Linked DNA regions of Homo sapiens: region 1 is linked to region 2. A link is a loop called in an ENCODE intact Hi-C map of the cell type or tissue named here. Cell type or tissue: IMR-90. All regions are shown on one strand. Links, peaks and the distances in the headings refer to the core of each region. The heading gives the core; the rest is flanking DNA.

Region 1 (8,594 bases), core at 167-8,166, 160 kb before region 2:
CAAGATGGTGAAACCCCGTCTCTACTAAAAATACAAAAATTAGCCAGGCGTGGTGGTGGGCGCTTGTAATCCCAGCTATTCGGGAGGCTGAGGCAGAGAATTGCTTGATCCCAGGAGGCAGAGGTTGCAGTGAGCCGAGATTGCATCACTGCACTCCAGCCTGGACGACAGAGCGAGACTTCGTATTAAAAAATAAAAAGAAAAGAAAAGAAAATATCCACGTGGCATAGCCCACCGATAATCAGAGACTTTCACACAGTCCACAAGGTGCTGGGATCTGATAGGTCAGGAGCAGGTGAGACAAAGAGGGAGGACACAGCTAGGGTCTGGCTCATATACAAATCAGATCCTGGTTCCCTTCTGTCTGAAACCCAGGCTGTGTGGGGAATCAGTTAAGGGGGCAGACTCGGGGCCAGACCACCTGAGCTGGAAGCCTGGCTTTCTGCCACTGATGCTATTTGGATGTGGGAGAGTTCTCCTCCTGTGCCTCAGTTTCTTCACCTGTAACAAGACGAGGATAGTGATACCAGCCTGCCTTTATTGTGAAGATGAAAAGAGTCAGCATATGTAAAGCCCTGGGAGAACACTGGGCCACAGTATGTGTGAGTTTGCGGGATTAATAGTTACAGGATCCCCAAATCCTTACCACACCTAAAAGACATGGCCTGCCCAGGCCCTGACTTCCTCTCCTCTCTTCTCATTGCACTCCAGCTTGACTGGCCTTCCTTCTTTACCTCGAGCTTGTCAAGTTTGTCCCTGTTCCTTCAACCTGCAATGCTCCTCCAGGGCCCCTCAGGCTTCAGTTCAGTCACCTCCTCTTTACCCAGCTATCAACCAAACCCTGCCCCCTCCTCCCACCTCCAGCTGCTCGGTAGCACCTCACTCAGTGTTACTTCCTTCATTGAGCTTATCACTGTTTGAAGTTATTGCATTTATTTATGTACTTATTAACTGTTGTCTCCCCAGCAGGTGACCAATTTGTCCCAATTTGCCCAAAACTTTTCCAGTTTTAACTCCCATGTGCTGAGACTCCCTTCAGTTCCAGGCAAACCAGGGCAGTTCTGGTCACCCTACTCGAGTGTAAGTTCTCTGAGGTCAGAGATTTGCCTTATTCACCTCTGTCTCTGGTCCCTAAACAGTACCTAGCACATAGTAACACCTCGGTACGTATTTGTGGAATAAATAAGCGAATAACTAAGCAGCTGGATGAAAATGGAGACATAACTGAGGAGTCTCGCCGTAAAACTACAGTCGTCCCATTTGTTATAAGAAAGACCTAGTAGTTCTGCTTTCATCATTTGCAACACATCACAATGCCGAATGAATCCCGTCAATGCTTTAACTCCTAAGACTGGCCGCCTGCTTCCTGCCCTACTCACTGATGTTTATATTCCTGTCTCCATAGTTACTGAGATGCCTCAGAAGCCAGCAGCTGGGTTGCATCCCAAGCTGAATACGCACAAGTGTCTGGAGACCTGGGGTGATCAAGGCCAGGTGGAAGTTTTGGAGGCTGACACTGCTGCACATGTCATTTCCTCGTGGACCTAATGCCCAGAGCCAGCTTGTCACAGAATCAAACTTAGCTTGTCGGAACTCTGAGCTCTTCTTCAGCCTGCAGGCTGTAGACACGGAAAGAACTGACAAGGAATTATTCTAAACAAGAGCAAGAAAGGTTGGAAGGAACTGCCATATAGAGAAGAAAACAGAGACTACCAGGTATTTCAAAATAAGTGGGGGAAGAAAGGGCAAAACTAGATTTCTCTTTCCCTATGATGATAAAGAAGTGCTATAGCATCTGGCTTTCTTGTTAAGGGAAATACACACATAGAGGTGCAAAGGAAGTCTGGGATTCATCCTATACCTAAGGAAACTATGTGTTAGGATGATCTGGTGAACATATTATGGGCAAGTATCTCTCTTGTGTGATAGTGAGAGTTGTGTTTAATTTTCTCCATTTATTAAGTGGGGATGGCAATTTCTACCCTGACTTACTCATGAAGATGTAACACTATTATATGGTAATCAGCTTGATCCTATGGGTTGAATGAAGAAAACTGCTCCCTCTCAGGGGATGTGTTAAATGGGTCGGGTCATTGCAGTTGAATGAATAAATCAATTTCAGTTGACAGGTTGGTTTCCCACTGCTCCAGAAGTTTTTGCAACAGGGGGCATTTACTTTCTCTTTATCCACAGAGAAGCTGGAGCTCAGAGCTATTTGAGGTCTTCTAAAGAAATAGCCTAAGAAATTATTATTATAACTTAACATTGATATGCATTAGATTAATCCTTTAAGCCACCAGGGTAAAATATTTTAGAATCTGGCCTTGTAAAGGAGAGGGGAAGATGCAAGCATTGAACTGTGCACTATAGGAGGAAGATCCCTCAGCATCTTGGGACTTTGTTAGGAACACAAAGTCTGATTTCTCCTCCAAGGAAGTGGAGGCTCAGCTTCTCGTCTCACACTAAAACCTGACTTCTCTCTCCCTACAAGCCCTATTCTTTGGGGTGATTCTCACTCTACAACTTTGCTTGTCCTGGTGCCTACATTTTCCTGGCCTCCCAGGGGCCATCACTGAAGCCCTGTATGGTCCAGCTCAAACGTTGCCTCCTCCATGAGACATCCCCAGGCCTCTGCTGCCAAGCAGCATCTCTCCAAATCCCTCCTCCAACTGCCGCTACTTCCATGCTAGTCCTTTATCGGTCTCTTCTCACATAATAGCGATTTGTAGATCTCCTTTCCTTCTAAACAGCAAGCTTCCTGAAGCTAGATCCAGTGCATTATTAATTATTGTATTCCCCTGGAGCCTCACTCGGTAAGATGAGCATGGTATGGGGCTCAATAATTATTCACTCAGTTGAATCCAAGTGGAAGAGTCTATGAAATCTACAAGCAACATCTGAGTGAGAGCCTGGGTCAGGAGAAAACAGAGTACTGTCAGGGGCAGAATTAGTCAACCTTGGTCCTCAGATGAGCGAGCTGTGGTTTATGCCAAAGCTGATCTGCACCAATGACCACATTGTGCCTGTTTGGTTTTCATGGTGTCATTTATCTAGAGGTGCAGAATTTTAGCTGGCCATCGTCCCTTTTGGGAACCTAACATTGTACCAAGGCCATCATAGGAGTCTCGCTTGGTATCCGAGTCCCGGGAAGTGTCCACGAGCAGAGTCTACATAGGTTCTATTTGAATGTCAGGGGGAATGAAACCAGAAATGAAAGCAAATTAATAGCCATAGAGATTTGTTTGATCACAAGAAATTACACGGAGGAAAAGTCTCCTATCTCCATGGAAAAATTTACACCCTTCTCCAGCCAGCTGTGTGAGTCGAGGAGAGATGGGGAAATTTGTAATCATTTGCAAGTTTGCCCAGAGGATGAGTTATGTCATTTTTCCTGCAACAATCTGTGCTGCTGGCTGACAGCGTGGAATTTCCTCCTGGATTGTGTTGGCGACTACTCATGAAAATGGCCAATTAGGCTGTGCAAAGCCAGAAACAGTGGCTTGCCGGAAACTGTTAAAGAGAGGGATGAGGCAGAGGATAAACTGAGTTCCCACATCGTGGCTGTTTGAGCATTCTGACCTCTTGCAGTGTTTGGTTTACTCAGGTTTCATCCAGCCTCTTGGTTTCACTGGCCACTGGCGAGCAGGACTGACCTCTTGACAAACAGTTCTTAGTCGCTTCCAGAGCCCAGGGCTGCAGCCCTTCTCTCCCCAACCCCCACAGAACATTTCCCTTGCAGGCACCTGGGAGACAGATGGCGCAATAGCCTGGGGAAACACTTCTTGGATCCAAGCTAAAGGGATGTAGGTTTCAGATTGTTTAGAAGGATGCTCTCTATAGAGCCACAGGCTGCTGAAAGCAGGCAAGTCAGAGCCTCCCTGATGGATCCCTGATTTTAGTGTGGTTGAATAATAAAGCTGAAAGGAACTTCTCCCAGTCACCGGCCCATTCTTATGTTTCAGGCAGGTTTTCTCTGACTCAGTCCCTCTATAAGAAGCTACCTGAGAGACCTAAATTAAGCCTGCCCTATAAATACATTTACTGCCTAGTGCAGAGCAGAGAAAATGACTTGTTTTAATATCTCATCTTTTCTAGCCCAGGCCCACTTTTATGCACAGGTGCTTTCTGTGTAGTTTGACTCTTACAAATCTGTCAGAATGAGGTTGCCAGATAAAAAACAGTATGCCCAGTGAAATGTGTCATGCAAAGAAACAATAATTTTTGAAGTACTTCCCAAAGATTACATGAGACATACTTATGCTAAGAAATCAGTTGATGTTTATCTAAAATGTAAATTGATCTGGGTTCTGTATTTTTATTTACTAAATCTAGCAATTCCAGCCAGGCAGATGCTGGACCTTTTTATTACTCCCCATCATCAGTCATCTGTTAATTTATCTTGATGGCAGGAGTTTCTATGACATGGTATATCAGCTATTTCCACAAAAATGCTGTGTAACCAACCACCCCAAAATTCACTGCCTTAAAACAATAATTACTTATTCTTGGGGATTTGTGGGTTGGCTGGAAGTCGGCTGGTAATATGGGCTGGTTGGGCTTGGGCATATCTGCTCTATGTGTCTCCCTTCCTCTTCCGAGACCTGTAGTGCAGCAGAGGCAGACCCAATGCACAAGCACTTTTCAAACCTTTGGCGACATCACACAAGCGAACATTCCATTAGCCCAACCAAGTCACAGGGTCAAATGCAAAATCAGGACACAAAACTGTAAAGGGTGGGATACAAGGAGAGGTAGAGAATGGAACCAAATAATCTCTCACACTGGGAAAAGACCACTGTGGAAAGCCAGGCAAGCCTAGGGTCTCACCGCACTTTGCCATCAACCAGATATGAGACCTTTGAAAAGTCACATCATCTCTCTGAACCACTGTTTCCTTATCCAGAAAATAGGGCTGTAGTGAGGTTTACAGTTTACAGATTTACTTATAATTGAGCTCCTCTTCAAAGGGCTGAGACCTCTCCTTCCTCTACCTTCCCCAAGCCACCACATGCACTGCAGCACTAAGGGCATACAGAAGTTCTGGGGTCTGCTGGGCCCTTCAAACACTGTTTGGCTACACAACCAACCTTCAAAAAATGGAGTGTCTGTGGCCATGGTCTCTAGCAGCCAAGGAGGATTTCCAAATGGTGAAGATCACCTCTGACTTCTGACTAAATGTGGCAGATTGAACATACACATTAACTCTGCCCTCTCCCCACACCCTACTAAAATGACAGCAAATTTAAATCCATGAGGACAAATGACAACAAATTTCAACCCATGAGGAAATTTAAACCCATGAGGACAAAGAGAATGAGAAGAGTTGGCAGCAGATGAGCAATGTTAATAAAATTGTGGAAAGGCAAAAGAACATGGAAAAATGATAGCTGACTTAGCAGAACTGAGAAACTGAAACATACTTCCTATGAATCGAGGACAGATTTGCTCAGCAGAACTAGAAAATCTCAGAATTTGGAGGACCAAATACTTCTAAATGCTAGTGTAGTGTGAGGGCTAAAACCAGGATTGATTGAAAGTTTAATTGATATGAAATTAGACATCCAGATTCCCTCTTCCATATTTTTGACTATTATGAATAAATCTATAAACATCTATGGGCAGATTTTTGTGTGGGTGTGGTTTCAACTCCTTTGGGTAAATACCAAGGCACACAATTGGTAGATCATATGGTAGAAGTATGTTCAACTTTGTAAGAAACTGCCAAACTGTCTTCCAAAGTGGCTGCACCATTTTGCACTCCCACCACCAATGAATGAGAGTTCCTGTTGTTCTACATCCTTATTAACATTTGATGTTGTCAGAGTTTTAGATTTTGGCCATTCTAATAAGTGTGTAATGCTATCTCATTGGGTTTCTTCGTTTGTTTGTTTCTTTGTTCTTTGAGACAGGGTCTCACTCTGTCACCAAGGCTGGAGTGCAGTGGCACAATCACAGCTCATTGCAGCATCGACCCTGGGCTCAGATGATCCTCCCACCTCAACCTCCCAAGTAGCTGGCACTACAAGCATGCACCACCATGCCTGGCTAATTTTTTTGTAGAGGCAGGGTTTCACCATGTTGTCCAGACTGATCTTGAACTCCTAGGCTCAAGTGATCTGCCCACCAAGGCCTCCCGAAGTGTTGGGATTACAGGCGTGAGCCACTGCACCTAGCCTTGTTGTTTTATGTTTCAATTCCCTAATGACATATGATGTTGAATATCATATGCTTATTTGCCATCTTAATAACTTTTTCGGTGATGTGTCTATTCAGGTCTTTTGCCCATTTTTAAATTAGATTGTTTGTTTTCTTATTGTTGGGTTTTAAGTGTTCATTGTTAAATTTTGGTTAACATTACTTTATCAGGTATATCTTTTGTAAATATTTTCTCCCAGTCTGTGTCTTATCTTACCATCTTGACAGTGTCTTTCACAGAGCAGAAATTTTTAACTTTAATGAAGTCCAGCTTACCAATTCTGTCTTTCATGATTCATGTCTTTGATACTGTATCTAAAAAGTCATTGCCATACCCAAGATGACCTAGATTTTCTCCTATGTTATCTTCTAAGAGTTTTACAGTTTTGCATTTTACATTTAGGTATACAATTCATTTAGAGTTAAATTTTGTAAAGGATGTAAGGTCTGTGTCTAAATTCTTTTTTTTTCTTTTGCACGTGGATGTCCAATTGTTCCAGTACCATTTGTTGAAAACACTATATTTGCTTCATTGTATTGCTTTTGCTTTTTTGTCAAAGGTCAGTTGACTATATAGATCTATTTCTTGGCTCTCTCTTCTGTTCCATATATCTGTGTATTCTTTGGCCAATACCACACTGTCTTGATTACTACAACTTTATAGTAGTTCTTGAAGTCAGGTAGTGTCAGTCCTCTGACTTTGTTCTTTTCATTCAATATTGTGTTGGCAATTCTGGATCTTTTGCTTCTCTATATAAATCTTGGAATCGGTTTTTCAATATCTACAAAATTACTTGCTGGGATTTGATTGGGATTGCACTGAATCTATAGATCAAGCTGGGAAGAACTGACATCTTGACAATATTAAGTCTTCCTCTCCATGAACATAAAACATTTCTCCATTTATTTAGTTCCTCTTTGATTTCTTATATCAGAGTGTTGTAGTTGTATTAGTCTGTTCTCACATTGCTATAAAGAATTGCACGACAAATCACCTGAGGTCAGGAGTTTGAGACCAGCCTGGCCAACATGGCAAACCCGTCTCTACTAATACAAAAAAAAAATAGCTGGGCATGGTGGCACATGCCTGTAGTCCCAGCTATTTAGGAGGCTGAAGCAGGAGAATTACTAGAACGTGGGAGGTGGAGGTTGCAGTGAGCTGAGATCGCACCACTGCACTCCAACCTGTGCAACAGAGCGAGACTCCATCTCAAAAAAGAAAAAAGAAAAAAAAAACTGCCTGAGACTGGATAATTTATAAAGTGGTTTAATTGATTCACAGTTCACATGGCTGAGGAGGCCTCAGGAAACTTACAATCATTGTGGAAGGCACCTTTTCAGAAGGTGGCAAGAGAGAGAAGAGCAGCAGAGTGATGGGGAAAGAGCCCCTTATAAAACTATTAGATCCCCTGAGAGCAGCATGGAGAAAACCGCCCTCATGATTCAATCACCTCCACCTGGTTCCTCCCTCAACATGTGGGGATTACAATTCGAGATAAGATTTGGATGGGGACAGCCGGGTGCAGTGGCTCACCCCCGTAATCCCAGCACTTTGGGAGGCTGAGGTGGGCGGATCATGAGGTCAGGAGATCGAGACCATCCTGGCTAACACAGTGAAACCCCATCTCTACTAAAAATACAAAAAATTAGCTGGGCTTGGTGGCATGCACCTGTAGTCCCAGCTACTCCGAAGGTTGGGGCAGAAGAATCACTTGAACCCAGGAGGTGGAGGTTGCAGTGAGCTGAGATTGTGCCACTGCACTCCAGCCTGGGGGACAGAGCAAGACTCCGTCTCAAAAAAAAAAAAAGAAAAAAAAAAAGAGATTTGGATGGGGACACAGAGCCAAACCGTATCAGTAGTTTTCTGATATATAGATCTTATACATATTTTGTTAGATTCATACTTAAGTTTTTAATTTTTTAAGTATACTAATGTAAATGGTACTGCATTTTTAATTTCAAATGCCCCTTTTTAGTAGCTGGTATATAGGATAGTAATTGACTTCTATATTTACTAATCTTGTTTTCTACAACCTTCCTATAATCACTTTTAGTGTCAGGAGTTTTTGGTTGATTCTTTCAGATGTTCTGTATAGTTGATCATGTCAACAGTGAACAAAGACATTTTATTTACTTTTTCCCAGTCAATATGCCTTTTATGTCCTTTTCTTGTCTTAATGCATTGGGTAGGACCTTCTGTAATGATGTTGTAAGGGGTGGTGAGAGGGGACATCCTTGCTTTCTTCTTGATCTTCATGGGAAAGCTTCTAATTTCTCACCTTAATGGTGAGAAACTAGAAGCTGTAGCTGTACCATATTAGCTGCAGGCTTTTTGTAAATATTCTTTATCCAGTTAAGGAACTTCCCCGCTAATCCTTGTTTACTAAGTTTTTATCACA
Region 2 (8,594 bases), core at 249-8,248:
CGGACGGGGCGGCTGGCCGGGCGGGGGGCTGACCCCCCCACACCTCCCTCCCGGACAGGGCGGCTGGCCGGGCAGAGGAGCTCCTCACTTCTCAGTAGGGGCGGCAGGGCAGAGGCGCCCCTCACCTCCCGGACGGGGCGGCTGGCCTGGCGGGGGCTGACCCCCACCTCCCTCTCGGACGGGGTGGCTGCCGGGCGGAGACGCTCCTCACTTCCCAGACGGGGTGGCTGCCGGGCAGAGAGGCTCCTCACTTCTCAGACGGGGCGGTTGCCAGGCGGAGGGTCTCCTCGCTTCTCAGATGGGGCGGCCGGGCAGAGACACTCCTCACCTCCCAGACGGGGTCGCGGCCGGGTAGAGGTGCTCCTCACATCCCAGACGGGGCGGCGGGGCAAAGGCGCTCCCCACATCTCAGATGATGGGCGGCCGGGCAGAGACACTCCTCACTTCCTAGATGGGATGGCGGCCGGGAAGAGGCGCTCCTCACTTCCTAGATGGGATGGCGGCGGGGCAGAGACGCTCCTCACTTTCCAGACTGGGCAGCCAGGCAGAGGGGCTCCTCACGTCCCAGACGATGGGCGGCCAGGCAGAGACGCTCCTCACTTCCCAGACAGGGTGGCGGCTGGGCAGAGGCTGCAATCTCGGCACTTTGGGAGGCCAAGGCAGGCGGGTGGGAGGTGGAGGTTGTAGCCGGCCGAGATCACGCCACTGCGCTCCAGCCTGGGCACCATTGAGCACTGAGTGAACCAGACTCCGTCTGCAATCCCGGCACCTCGGGAGGCCGAGGCTGACAAATCACTCGCTGTTAGGAGCTGGAGACCAGCCCGGCCAACACAGCGAAACCCCGTCTCCACCAAAAAAATACGAAAACCAGTCAGGCGTGGCGGCGCGCGCCTGCAATCACAGGCACTCGGCAGGCTGAGGCAGGAGAATCAGGCAGGGAGGTTGCAGTGAGCCGAGATGGCAGCAGTACAGTCCAGCTTCGGCTCGGCATCAGAGGGAGACCGTGGAAAGAGGGGAGGGGGAGGGGGAGAGGGAGAGGGAGAGGCCTATTTAAAATTCTTAGTTTAACTTTTGTTTTTTAATGTCTGGGAGTAAGAATCAAGCACTTATTTTAATGGTTAACCAATTACACCAAAATACTTTAAAAATAATCTGCCCAGTGGTTCTCAAACTCTTTGGTTTCAGGACCCCATTACACTCTTAAAATTTATTTCAGGCCCCAGCAGCTTTTGATTATATGGTTAACAGTTATGGATTTTTACCATATTCACAATTAAAACAATTATTTAAAACATCTATGATTGATTTTAAAATAACAAAAAACATATTAATATAAATAACATTTTAAATGAAAACTGTTTTTCAAAATTAAACAGCCTAGGCTGGGCGCAGTGGCTCGTGCCTGTAATTCCAGCACTTTGGGAGGCCAAGGCAGGTGGATCATGAGGTCAGGAGATCGAGACCATCCTGGCTAACATGGTGACACCCCGTCTCTACTAAAAATACAAAAATTAGTCGGGCGTGGTGGCGCATGCCTGTAGTCCCAGCTACTCAGGAGGCTGAGGCAGGAGAATTGCTTGAACCTGGGAGGCAGAGGTTGCAGTGAGCCTAGATCACGCCACTGCACTCCAGCCTGGGCAACAGAGCGAGACTCCATCTCAAAAAAAAAAAAATTAACCTAGAAGACTGGTACTATTTCACATATTTGCAGATGACTTTAATGTCTGACTTCTTAGCAGACAGGTAGATTTTCATACCTGCTTCTGCATTCAGGCTGTGGCCCTCTCACACCTGGTGTAGATTCAGGAAAATCTCACAGTACAAATGTGAGAAAATGGGAGTAAAAATGGTAAGTCATGTTTTAGATTTATGAAAATAGTTTTGACTTTATGGGGCTCCCTTGAAAGGGTCTTGGGAGAACTGCCTAGTTTTTCCCTGATGATGTAAATGCTACCTTCAGCTGAAGGCATCTTTATCCTTCAAATTCACATGAGCTCTGTACTGAGGGAAGGTACAGGGAGCCGGACCTAGGATGAGAGACCCCATGGCCCTGGGAGGGTGCAGGTGGAGGTTGAGGTTGAAGCAGCAGCAAAATGTCAGAATTAGGCAGTCGGGCGCGGTGGCTCACGCCTGTAATCCCAGCACTTTGGGGAGGCTGAGGCAGGCAGATCATGAGATCAGGAGTTCGAGACCAGCCTGACCAACATGGTGACACCCCGTCTCTACTAAAAATACAAAAATTAGGCAGGCATGGTGGCGTGTGCCTGTAATCCCAGCTACTCGGGAGGCTGAGGCAGGAGAATCACTTGAACCCGGGAGGCGGAGGTTGCAGTGAGCCAAGATGGCACCACTGCACTCCAGCCTGGGCGACAGAGCGAGACTCCGTCTCAAGAAAAAAAAATAAGAGACCGGCAGGAGAGTTTCAGGCTGATTGACCAGTGCAGGGAGGTGTTCTGATTCCTTCATAAATAGGGTAACCATATAACATGCAAGTTGGAACACTTTTGAAAGCAAAAGTGGGCAACAAAAAACTGAAAATTATTATTACCAGATAAAGGTTTTGCCAAACAATAAAATAATAGATTCATATCACACAGTGAGCAAAAAATCACTGTGCAAGACTGTTCACACAACTCTGCTTTGTAGCAAGTTATTGAAGTCTGTTTCTTGAACTCTGTACTTGTGTCACTTCCCATGCTTCCCACTGACCTAGCAGCCCCCTGACTGCCCCACCTGGAGTTTGAGATTGGCAGCAGTTGCAGTGTGGAAGCTGCATAAGGAGCTGAGTGTAATGGGAGACCTTTAGCTAAAATTAATTTCGTAATCAAAGATGTGTGCCAGAATCTTTTCTTAGAATTGAGTAAAACCTGATAAGCTCCTTTAAGAGAATCTTGGTATCCTTTTAAAACTTTCTTTGTGACACTCTTGCTTTTGGGGATCAGCACTAAATGTGTGGAGGGTAGAGGTGTTAACAATACGTTCTCCCCTCAAAAAGTCTGAACAAGATGCTCTGCTTTTCCCCCAGCTGACTCTCACTTATGCACAATATAGTTAATCATCCCAATAGAAGAGTCAGTTGTGCCCTGTGAACTGAAGAACCAGGACTAATAACCCGTTGGTATTTACTCATTCAAATAGCAGTTTTGTGTATGGTAGCATAAGCATTGCAACTGAAGAATCTGGACTCCACCATAAGGCAGATTCCAGACACCCAAGCTCTGGATTCTTTAGTGGGAATAGAGGAGTCATCACCACACACACACAGCATTGGATTCTGTCCTGACTCGTTTTTTCTAACTTCTTGGGCGAAAGGGCAGATTAGAATTGTTCCAACTCAGGCTTGTATAATTCCTGCAGAAAAGACCTATTGTTGGATCCACCTTTATCCTGACTTACCTACATGTTTAATCTTATAGAGGAAAATGGCTTTCAAGACACAAGGGATACTGATCTTACTTTAATTCTAATCACTGCCGTACCCCCAACCCCTGCTTCTTTCAGGCACTTGGCATTGAACTAGTTTTGTCATTTTACTTGCTTGCCACCTACCCCCACGACTACCCTGACAGGCCAGAAGGGAAAGTGCGGTTCCTTAGCTCACTGTACTAATAACTCCTCATTCAGCCATCCCTAGTTAAGAGTGACCCCCTAATGTCCACATTTTTTAGGTCTGCTCTTCTTTTGTCATCCCTACCAGAGTAACTTAACCCTTTACTTACAAGTTACTTGGAAGTAGTTTTCTTTTAAAAACAGTGTCATCTAATTTTTTTCAATATTGGAATGTAAATTTCCAGATGTGCTGGACTGTCCCTAGAGCAGCAGCATATACAGTAAGACCTACGATTGAATGACTAACTGGGCAAGATTGAGCTTTTGTGATGTTTTAATTATTTTACCTAATATGGAAACACTGTTGTATAATCCCAAACAGTAGTACATATTTGATCATCTAATTAAATATTGGTAACTGTTAGTGTGCCAAGTCCTGTAGTATGTGTGGGAAATTACTACCCCCTAGAGACTTAAATTCGGATGTACAAAAGATTGTATCCAAATGACTATAGCAGTCTGTGTAAATACCCAGACAAATCTATTCTCTTCCTGGTTTGGAACAAATTTTAAAAATGAACTCTATAGCTTCCATAGGCCACAAATCATCCTTGTGCGTCACAAAAAGTTATGTCAAAAATTCCTTCGGAAGTTTATCTACTTTATGCTAGAGGAAGACAGTAGGCACCATTTCCTCAGTGTTGTTGTTACAAGACTTTTGGAGGGCTTTGTTAGAAGGCCATTAAATGGCCACACTGTTGGAGATCTTAAGTGCCTGGGATAGTCTCCTTCCCATAGTTAGGAAGATATATCCCCTATTTAGCCCCACCGTGTTCCAGTATAACTTCCTTGATACAGTGGATACCACTAATGTGAATTTTTTTTGAGACGGAGTCTCGCTCTGTCGCCCAGGCTGGAGTGCAGTGGCGTGATCTCATCTCACTGCAGCCTCCGCCTCCCAGGTTCAAGCGATTCTCCTGCCTCACCCTTCTGAGTAGCTGGGATTACAGGCGCTCGCCACCACGCCCAGCTAATTTTTGTGTTTTTAGTAGAGACGGGGTTTCACTGTGTTGGCCAGGATGGTCTCTATCTCTAGACCTCGTGATCTGCCCGCTTTGGCCTCACAAAGTGCTGGGATTACAGGCGTGAGCCACTGTGCCCAGCCAAATATGTGAATTCTTGTGTGTGGGTACTAGTTTTTCTGGGGAGCCCTTTAGGTTGGCTCTAGGTCTGCAAGTTCTTTCCAAGGGATAGTTAACCTGAATGGTACATTCCTCACAGTACCAGAGCCTCTTCCTTTCCTCTTCCCCTCACCTTAGGTGAGGAAGCCTTCTAACTTAGTTATTAGGACTATGGCAGTGGTCGCCCTGCTTTTTAATAGCACTTACAAAATCGTGTCACTACCCTGTTAGTTTCTTTAGTAAAGTTTTCTCATTTTTCAAGTTCCTTCTGCCACTCGCTTCTAGGTTACAAAAGGTTACTGTTTTATGAAGGGGTGCTGAGGGTAAGAATGTACCAAGTAGATCTCATGGAGAAGGCAGCTTTCACCCAGTATCTCTGGTAGATTGCTACCTTCATAGCTTATCTTCTCTATGAATTTCTTAGCAATAGAAGAGTAAATCAGGAGTGGATTTTTAGTAGTGTGTTTGTCATAGGGAATGTAGATGTAATTGGATTTTTTTTTCATATAAGCATTTTGTAAATTCAGTTTTGGGTTTTTTGTTTTTTGTTTCTTGTTTTTGTTTTTTGTCTTAATAGAGCTAGGCATTACCAGGGTTGATGCATATTTATTACTGCAAAGAGTTGTAGACAAGGGAGGAGGGAGCTAAATAATATTAATGGTAATTTAAATCTAGAAAATCAGAACTGTGGCTCACTACTGTAATGTCAGTGCTTTCAGAGGCCAAGCAGAAGTATCGCTTGAGCCCAGGAGTTCAAGACCAGTCTGGGTAACCTAGCAAGACCCTGTCTCTAAAAAAAATTTAAAAATTAGCCAGGTGTGGTGATGCACGCCTGTAATCCTAGCAACTCAGGAGGCTGAGATGGAAGGATCACTTGAGCCAGCTGTGATTGAGCCACTGCACTCCAGCTTGAGCAACAGAGTGAGACACTGTCTCAAAGAAAGAAACAGTTGGTATTCATTGCTCTTAATAATCCTCTGTAGCTGGCTTCTCAAACTTTAATGTGCATAAGAATCATTTGTTAACATGCACATTGATAGGGTCTGAGGTGGAGTCTGATGTCTGCATTTCTAACAAACTCCCAGGGGATGGATGCCGATGTTGCTTGTCCAGAGGCGGCACTTTGAATATCAGTCTACAGAACATTCAGGGTATATGCAAATTAACTTTTAATAATAACAACAGCAACCATATATATTGATCCTTTTTTGGTGTACCAGGCACAGAAAAATAAAATAAGACTGGGCACTGGAGTCTAACAGCTGGGATTCAGATTGAAGCTCTTCCCTTTACTAGCTTAACCCTGAGCAAATTTTCTCTAAGGCAGGGTTTCTCAGCCTTGGCACTGTTGACATTGTAGGCTGAGATCATTCTTTGTGGGGGCTGTCTGGTGCATTGTAGGATGTTTAGCAACATCCCTGGCCTCTATCCACCAGATGCCATTAGCACCTCCCTCCCGTTTGTGGCATTCAGAATGACTGCAAGCATTGCCAAACGTCAGGGGGTGGGGTAGGAGGCAAAATTACTTCCAGTTGAGAACCACTGCTCTAAGACTACTGTTGAAATATGGGTGTTTGGGGGGGTTTGTGATATGAATGATGTACTTTATGTAAGTGACATAGAAGCTTATCATGAAGCTTCCACAGACAAAAGGAGAATAGGCATGCAGTAGCTAATAAGCAGTCCGTGCCACATCTGGCTTTCTGAGGATGATGATAAAGCTTATTCCAAGTGCCAGTTCTTTATTTTTACGAAACATTAGTCATTGTACTATGAGATAATATCAGGAATTACTTGAGATTTTTAAATAGGTAGAACTGAGTTTCTAATTCAGTTGATCCCAAGCCTCTGCCCTTTTTTGAAATACGCTGGCACTGTTGCTACCCTGCCCCTGCCTCTGCCCCTTCCTTCATTCTTACTTCTGCTGCTGTCCGCATGTCTCTTTTTCCCCCCTACTCTTTAAAGTTTTATTTCACTAACTTGAGGTCAAATGTCACAACTGTGTTCTGGTCAATTTACTATCCTTGCTTGGCTTCCCCAAATGGTAGTACCAGAAGATTTGTGGGGTAGGGAGAAGAGACCACTTTAAGACGCACTACATTTACTCATCTTCCACAAGGCAACAGAGTTGGGCATCTGATTATTCAACAAAACAAAGCTTCAGTAGCACCCAGGAGGGCAGACAGGCAAACCAGGCTGTAGACACACTGCATTTGTCAAAATCAGACCAGAGAAAACCTACTCCCCACAGATTAAAAGGTAGCGATAGTCATCATTTCTTTTTCTGTTGCCACAACGTTTTTCTTCTTTTAATTATTATCATGTAGTTGTCTCAAGTCCTTCCTTTAGTCCAGGGTTCCCCAAAGCCTGGGCCACAGACCCCGTACTGGTCCCTGGCCCATTAGGAACCACGCACATAACAGATGAGCAGTGGGTGGGCAGGCCGGCCAGCTGAGTGAAGCTCCATCTGTATTTACAGCCACTGCCCATGGCTTGCATTACTGCCTGAGCTCCGCCTCCTGTCAGCTCAGATCAGCAATGGCATTAGGTTCTCATAGGCACACGCAAACCCTATTGTGAACTGCTCATGTGAGGGATCTAGGTTGCGTGCTCCTTATGAGAATCTAATGCCTGATGATCTGCTACTGTCACCCATCACCCCCACATGGGACTGTCTAGTTGCAGGAAAACAAGCTCGGGGGCTCCCCACTGATTCTACATTATGGTGAGTTGTATAATTATTTCATTCTATATCACAATGTAATACTAATAGAAATAGAGTGCACAATAAATACAATGCACTTGAATCATCCCAAACCATCCCACCCCCCATCTGTGGAAAAATTGTCTTCCACAAAAGCAGCCCCTGGTGCAGAAAAGGTTGTGGACTGCTGCTTTAGTCCATCTCCTATGATTGCACAGGTAAGCTGCAAATGCCAAGGACTTGATGAGCTCAGTTCACCCCTTGCCAACAATGTATCAGTTCCTGAGAGAATGAGTTCCTGAAGTCTTGCTGTTAGCAACTATAAGTAGAGGGACTGCTTGGTTTTCTATATCCTAGTTATTTTATGAAGTTAAGTTTTAGTTTCTTCCATCCTTCCACATCTAGAGTCCACAACAAATACAATGCCATCTGTGCATCTGGCATATGACTTCCACAGTGGCCTTACTTTGTCCTAAACACCTACATCCCAGAAGTGAAAAGGGACTGTTTTAGAATTTGCCAAGATTACCTTAATTTTCTCCGTGTTAAATCTTTTGGTAGGTACAGTATTTACAAATTCATGAGCTGCAGCCTGTATAAGACAGTTGTCTTGCTAGCACAGTACAAACCCAGGAAAACAGTGTGGAAAGACTGAAATGAAGGCCGACTGGACAGGATAGAAGTGTGGTCTGATAGTCCATTTCCCAATTTCCCACTGCAAATAAATGTCCCAAATTGAAATGCTTTCTTCTTGCTTTAGAACTTCTCTTCGTAGGTGATCCAGCTATAAGACTAACCATCCTTCCCTTCTCTTCACTCAGCGTCTGTCCTAACATCTGGGGAGGTGCTCTGATACCTGTCCGTGGGCACCAGGGAGGCCTGGGCCGCGGCGGAGGACAGGGCACCAGGTGGGTGCTGTGTGCCTGGCTGCTCTAACAGTGCTCGCCCAGCAGTCCGCAAGTCTGTTTCTAGCATGCTTATCTTCCTATCTTCCCAGCCTCTCATCCTTTCACTTTTTTTCTAGGGTATGACAGCAGATAACTAAGCCTTCTAAAATTATGCCTAGAATAATATCTGAACTATGGTTTATGTGTTTGTAGGCAAGGGTCCTGTCTCCCAATAAAAAATGTAAAAATTCATTTGATAGAAAGATACTTTTA

Evidence for each region. Peaks named below come from ENCODE experiments on the same cell type or tissue, not always from the same donor. Only the 100,000 strongest peaks of a DNase experiment are listed, where the experiment ranks them.
Region 1: a loop joins it to region 2, with 1.9 times the contacts of the local background. A loop is called at or near these places in 2 of 110 quality-filtered maps.

What each region holds. Positions count from the first base shown.
Region 1 is chr3:23,709,337-23,717,930 of GRCh38, forward strand. No RefSeq gene overlaps it. Among named protein-coding and RNA genes, the nearest start is that of UBE2E1, 92 kb to the right of the region's middle. In IMR-90, for the core only: a CTCF peak has its summit at 3,754; DNase peaks (open chromatin) are centred at 1,405 and 3,595.
Region 2 is chr3:23,871,357-23,879,950 of GRCh38, forward strand. The region is part of intron 3 of UBE2E1 (ubiquitin conjugating enzyme E2 E1); the gene reads left to right. It also overlaps the pseudogene ARL4AP4. Among named protein-coding and RNA genes, the nearest start is that of NKIRAS1, 41 kb to the right of the region's middle. In IMR-90, for the core only: a CTCF peak has its summit at 4,041; DNase peaks (open chromatin) are centred at 3,205 and 6,145; H3K27ac peaks cover 206 bases.